2 separate regions of the Homo sapiens genome follow, and region 2 is linked to region 1. A link is a contact called in ENCODE Hi-C or POLR2A ChIA-PET data. All regions are on one chromosome and are shown on one strand. Each heading gives the region's core, a stretch centred on a gene start or an enhancer-like site at or near the end of the contact. The rest is flanking DNA. Distances are from core to core; before and after follow the strand shown.

Region 1 (2,862 bases), core at 218-2,717:
AAACTTGGCAGTACATAAGAATCCTCAAAGCGTTTGTTAAAATGCAGGTTCCCGGCACCCACCCTGAGAAACCATGATGAGTGAGGCAGAGAGGCCCAAGAATCTGCATCTTAATAGCCCTGTAGTCCCAGCCATACTTTAAGAACCTTTCTGTAACAGGAAGTCTTTGACTGGTTTTGATGAAGTCTAAATGAAATCTTCAGGAAACTTCAGGCCTAAGCAAAACTGAGCAGAACCTATTTTTACAGCTGACAACTGGCACTGCCTCTGGAGGGACCTCTATGTTCTAGCTGCTGTCTGGAGATTTTATTCATATACCATGGATTTCTTAGTCTAGTCTCTCAGTTCTCAGATACTACTACTAATTAAACATGACTCAGAAACATGCATTTTTAAATGTAGGCCACAAGATCCTAAAGCCAGTCTGAGATAACATTGGATCTAGAATATTCAAATATGGGCTCCAAATTCTGTACCATTACACAAAACCATTCAACTTCTGAAAAATGTGGACACGTGTGAGTTCTACCTGCAAGATGCAAATGTTTCATTGATAGGAAAGAACCTGTGGTTGGGCTGGGGTTTGTGTGTGTGTGTTTATATTTATTTGCCACATCCCACCCTTCCTCCCCCATCTCTTGGCTCAGAACCTAACTTCAACTCTCCCGAATCCCCAAGGCCACTCCCAACTAGGATTTTTTAAATACCTTAACCATTTCAAACTTTCCTTCCCTTTGGAACCTAAAGGAATTTCATTTTCCATTTTCCATTAGCAAGGTGGCTCCAGTTAAACCAGGGCCTCAGGAATAAATACAGCTTGGTTTAAATATTTGCACATCTATTAGGTTTTACTCTAAAGCAGACTGTCCCGACGACGCCTTGCTATTCACAGTGTGGTCTTTGGACTGGCAGCATCACTACCACCTGGGAACTTGTTAGAAGTGCAGAATCTGAGGCCTCAGCCCAGACCTGCTGAATCATCGTCCCCATTTGCTCAAGAGCCCCGTGATTGGCCTGATTTTCATGCACATAAAAGTTTAAGGAGCCCTGCCTAAATCTCCCGCCTCCAAGCTGTCCCCGAAATGTTGGCCTCTCTGCCTCTGGACGCTTGCAGAGATGGGGTAGTGGAATCAGTTTCATGTGGGGGTAGGGTGCGGGCTTCACCCCCTCCCTTCGCCCCCTGCCCCTCCACCCTGCCCTTCTTGATGCTCTCCCAGCGGCTGCACCTGCAGAGTTTTCACTTCTCTGGGAAGCCTCTTGACACAGACCCCGTCCTTGCCTCTAGGGTGGGGCCGCTCTACTTCTTTTCTTTCAAAGAGCCTGGGATGCTGACAGCCTCAGATGGAGGCATCCTGTTTGTCGAAAAATAAACCGGCAGTTAAAGCAGGGTTGCGAGAGCGAGAAAACCACAGGCCTGCGCGCCGCTGATAACGCGCGGGCAGGCAGCTTTTGCAGAAGTTCCGTCGCTGCGGCGCGCTGCGCACCAGAGCTGCGCCACCGCCTCCCTTCCTGTCTGGGCCGCTCGCGTCCCCGCCGTTTCTGGCTGTTGCTTTCTGCGTCGCTCTTTCAGTTACTTCGCCCATTGCTTTTTCTAAAGGATCCCCTTGCTGCTCCGCCATGAGGGATGGATCCACCAACAAGTCCCCGGGCGGATGCGCGCAGATCCTGGACCCATAGGAGGCCAAAATTTACGAGCTGTCATGAAAATGACACCGTTTAAGAGAAGCTGAAGTTGCTTTCTCTTCTGCAGTATGTAATGCTTTGACCTGGTTAAAATAAATAAATAAATAACAATTTAAAAAGAAAGAAAGAAATACAGAAAGACTACATCCTCATGAGGCCTGTAATGCCAAAATGAAAAGGGACCCCAAAGTGCAATATCCAGATTGCTTTTCTTCTTGGAGAGAGTTGACCTGGCCTGATTCTATGCGGTGAATAACTAATTATCAATCTTCCCCTTTTGAGGGGTATTAAAGCCTCTTTCCCCATTTGCCTGTTATCAGATAAGCTAGGCAGATGAGAAGTCAGTGGGTAACCACAGGTATAACCACGATATTCACTGGAAACCAAAAGATTTGACCCCCCGAGGTAAAGAATGTACTTGAAAATAAACCTGAAAATAGTTTTACAGGAGCTGAAAAACTCAGTGTTCCCGAATCAGTAATACGAACTTCTCTGAGCATTAAAAAGTACAAGCACTCCTAAAAAGGACATCTTGAGTCACAGAAGATGATGCCTGTTGGGGTTGATTGAGTCCCTTTGGAAGAGACCCCTGTGCCACGGTGCACCAGAAAGTCTCCATCATTGTTGGGGCCTCTGCAGTTGTTCCAGCTACCCAGTGCTTTTTTATTATTCTTCTTGTCCGAAAACATAGAGTAGAAACAGTCCATACTCATTCCTTAATCTTCCTGTGTTCATAACGAGCAAGCACCCTAGATGAGTAAGAATCTACCTTATTTTTAAGAATTAGCAGAGAACCATATGAGTTTCCCTTTTCCTCCCCTAGAAACGTCCTCAGGTTGGCTAACTTTCCTATTGAGCAATTCCTCACAGCAATCACTCCGCACACCTCTCATCTGAGAGGCTGTCTTCCCATTCCTATGAGCTTTTCTTCCTCTGTCTCATGGCCTCACTCCTAATTATTCATGTTCTCCTGCTGAAGGCCCCTTGACCTAAATATAGAGACCCGTATATTTTGGCTACTCATGTATAGACCCTAATAATGAATAACTCAACTTTATGGTGACATAAAGGAGGAAAACTCAGGCCAAAGAATGTTTAATTCTTAGGGAAGAAGGAGAGAGCTGGCCAGGGATAGCGTGTGCTGGGTGTTAATAGCCACGTGCATAGCCTGTTGGGGAA
Region 2 (2,862 bases), core at 104-2,603, 60 kb before region 1:
TTTCTGCCTACATTTTTAAATATCAGCTACTCAATTTCCACACACAAAAATACAAACTTGTAGTGATTCTCATTTAGACTTCATTGAATCAAAAGTTCAATTTAGGGAAAGTTACTATTTTTGTAATATTCTAATTCATGGAAATTATTTATTTATTTTCTTGTGTTTATTTTTCTTTTTTATGTTCTTTTTACTTTCCCACAAAAGCATTTCATAGTTTGTTGCATAGAAGTCTTTCCTCTCTGCCTCAGCTTGAAAATTTTTTACTGGCCTACATTCTAAACAACAAATCTGCTCTCCAGCTGTGTGATCCCCTAGTAATCACATATGTGACACGGTTAAATCAGATATTGTAATTTTCATTTTTTTTCTTCTTTCTTGGTTTTGTTTGTTGATATGCCTGGTACTGTTTATTAAATCCTAAACACTATGAAAAATCATGTAAAATTTCTGAATTATTTTATGTAATTTCAAAAAGGATTTTCTTTGTCTTCTTGAGGCAGATCCCTTAATCCAATCAGAAATTGAGCTGGTTTCAAATTGGATTTTAGTCTTACAAGGCTTTATCTAATTTCTGGCTTGCCCTTATTCCTGAAATATAGTACAATCAGCCCTTAGTAACCACGGAGAATTGGTTCTAGGGCCCCAAGCAAATACCAAAATCCACAGATGCTCAGGTCCCTTTTGTAAAATGGTATAGTGTTTTCATATAACCCACACATATCCTCTTATATATATAATCATCTCTAGATTACTTATAAATTCTAATGCAATGTAAATGCTATGTAGTTAGTTGTTATAGCCTATTGTTTAGGAAATAATGACAAGAAAAAAAGGTCAGTACATATGCAATACAAACAACCACCTTTTTTTCTCCCCTGAGTATTTTCAGTCCTAAATTGGTTTAATCCATAGACGCAGAACCCACCATTAGGGAGGTCTGACTGTACTTCACGGGTTTCAGCTGGGTTAATAACTAGGCTCTTCTCCTTTGGCAGGCTTTGAACCACATTTTTTTCACTGCAGTATCATGAGATATCCAAGAATTCTGCATCAAGTTTTTGGCCTCTTAGCAACTGATTTCTACTCAGTTTATCTACCTTTCAGCAGGAACAATTTAATAATCAACCAAAAACTTTACGAGAAAAGCAGCTCAGGGTGTTGGTCTCATTTCTCTCTGCTTCCCTTTCCTTTGGAATTTTGGCCCCTCAAGTCCTGGTTGCCTTAGCAGGGCTGAACATCAATTTTTGTCTCCCTGGGGCCACGAGACTCACAAAAGCTCTGCTCAGAGTCTCTTCCTCTTTGCCACTGAGTTATTCCTGACTCACTTGCTCAGCCTCTTTGCCCAGGATATGGACAGGAAAAAGCCTTAGGGGAAAATCAGCATAGAATGGCAGGTTTCTCTTTCCCTCAATGAGCAGGCTTTCTCTTTAAGATACTGAACCCTCAAATCTAGTCCATTTTAGTGAGTCTTTACTCAGATTGTGTGTGTGTGTGTGTGTGTGTGTGTGTGTGTATGTGTGCATACTCTACTCAGCTTTTCGTTTTGTTATTGATAGCAGGTTTTGTCCACCTCTGGCTGGTCCTTCAGAGCTGTTAGCTGAAGCAGTGTCTGATAGATTGAAAAAGCAAAAAATAAAGGACTCATAATAACCTTTCTAGTAAATATCCTTTTTTGCCCCTTTAACATAGCCTGAAAGAAGGAATGTGAAAAAAAATCTCAGAATTATCAAATTTCCCCATAGAATTTCATGCCACTGATAATATTTCAGGCACAAAATGTTTTCTGTTTTTAAAGTTTTTCCATATATTGGACTATAAATTCTTAAATTATCATATATATGGTAGTCCTTAGTGCTGGTTTCCAGATATTCTGGTTCTTCCTTCTTCTGGCACTTCCACCTTCTAGAGGATTCCCCATCCTGGCTCCTCTGTGGTGGGATACAACTTGCTCTGGCCAATGCATTGTGAGTATAAGTAAAGTGCCTGTATTAGCAGTTATCTCATTGCTATAAAGAAATACCTGAGACTTGGTAATTGATAAAGAAAAGAGGTTTAATTGGCTCATGGTTCTGCAAGCTGTACAGGAAGCATAACAGCTTCTGCTTCTGGGGAGGCCTCAGGAAACTTACAATCTTGGTGAAAGGCAGAGGGGCAGCAGGTGTGTCTTACAGCCAGAGCAGGAGAAAGATAGAGGGGGGAGGTACTACACACTTTTAAACAACCCAGAGCTCATGAGAACTCACTCGCAACAATAGTACTGGTACTAAACCACTCATGAGAAACCACCCCCATGACCCAATCACCTCCCACCCAGCCCCCACCTCTAGCATTGGGGATTACATTTCAACATGAGATTTGGGTGGGGACACAAATCCAAACTATATCAGCCCCCCATTGAGACCCCCAGAGTTATTTTCTTCTGCCACTGTGACCATTACTGGTCTAAACTGTCCTGCATTTTAGGGTGAAAATGAGAACAACATGGAACAGAATTCCTTCCTAAGCCTCAGGAGATAAATAGCATGGGCAATAAATTAACCTTGTTTTAAATCATTGAAATCATGAGGTTGCTTGTTACTGCATCATAACACAGCTTATCCTGATTCATACATTAAAGATTGCAAGAAATATATAGAATCCCATTTTATTGATAAAATTAAACAAGGCTCAGATTCTTGCTCAGAAAAGCTCCTTGCGAACATGAACATGTCTTATTTATTTTTATTGGCCCTTCATCTAATATAGCTTAGCTAAACTATGCAATACAGAAGATGACTGAGGAATTTCTGAGACGACTGGATGAATGACCAAATAAATTCCTTTGTGTGAGTCAGTATACATAAGAAGACAGGAAGGCAG

What was found. Hi-C counts contacts between places; a loop is a spot of excess contacts on that map. ChIA-PET counts read pairs that join two places held with the same protein, here RNA polymerase II (POLR2A). Pooled maps may share reads with other maps.
Region 2: a pooled map shows a loop between it and region 1 (7-fold over the local background). The contact joins two enhancer-like sites. A Hi-C loop is called at or near these places in 8 of 50 pooled maps. POLR2A ChIA-PET finds 5 or more read pairs at or near these places in 5 of 52 experiments (activated CD4-positive, alpha-beta T cell, activated CD4-positive, alpha-beta memory T cell, activated T-cell and 1 more).

What each region holds. Positions count from the first base shown.
Region 1 is chr21:35,025,461-35,028,322 of GRCh38, reverse strand. The region is part of intron 2 of RUNX1 (RUNX family transcription factor 1); the gene reads left to right. Among named protein-coding and RNA genes, the nearest start is that of RUNX1-IT1, 13 kb to the left of the region's middle. RefSeq lists a cis regulatory region at 1,415-1,432 and enhancers at 1,351-1,495, 1,149-1,651. Within about 2 kb of position 1,467, at least 18 of the 41 ENCODE cell types and tissues checked have a DNase peak (open chromatin) inside an H3K27ac peak, as active enhancers do.
Region 2 is chr21:35,085,047-35,087,908 of GRCh38, reverse strand. No RefSeq gene overlaps it. Among named protein-coding and RNA genes, the nearest start is that of RUNX1, 37 kb to the right of the region's middle. Within about 2 kb of position 1,353, at least 3 of the 41 ENCODE cell types and tissues checked have a DNase peak (open chromatin) inside an H3K27ac peak, as active enhancers do.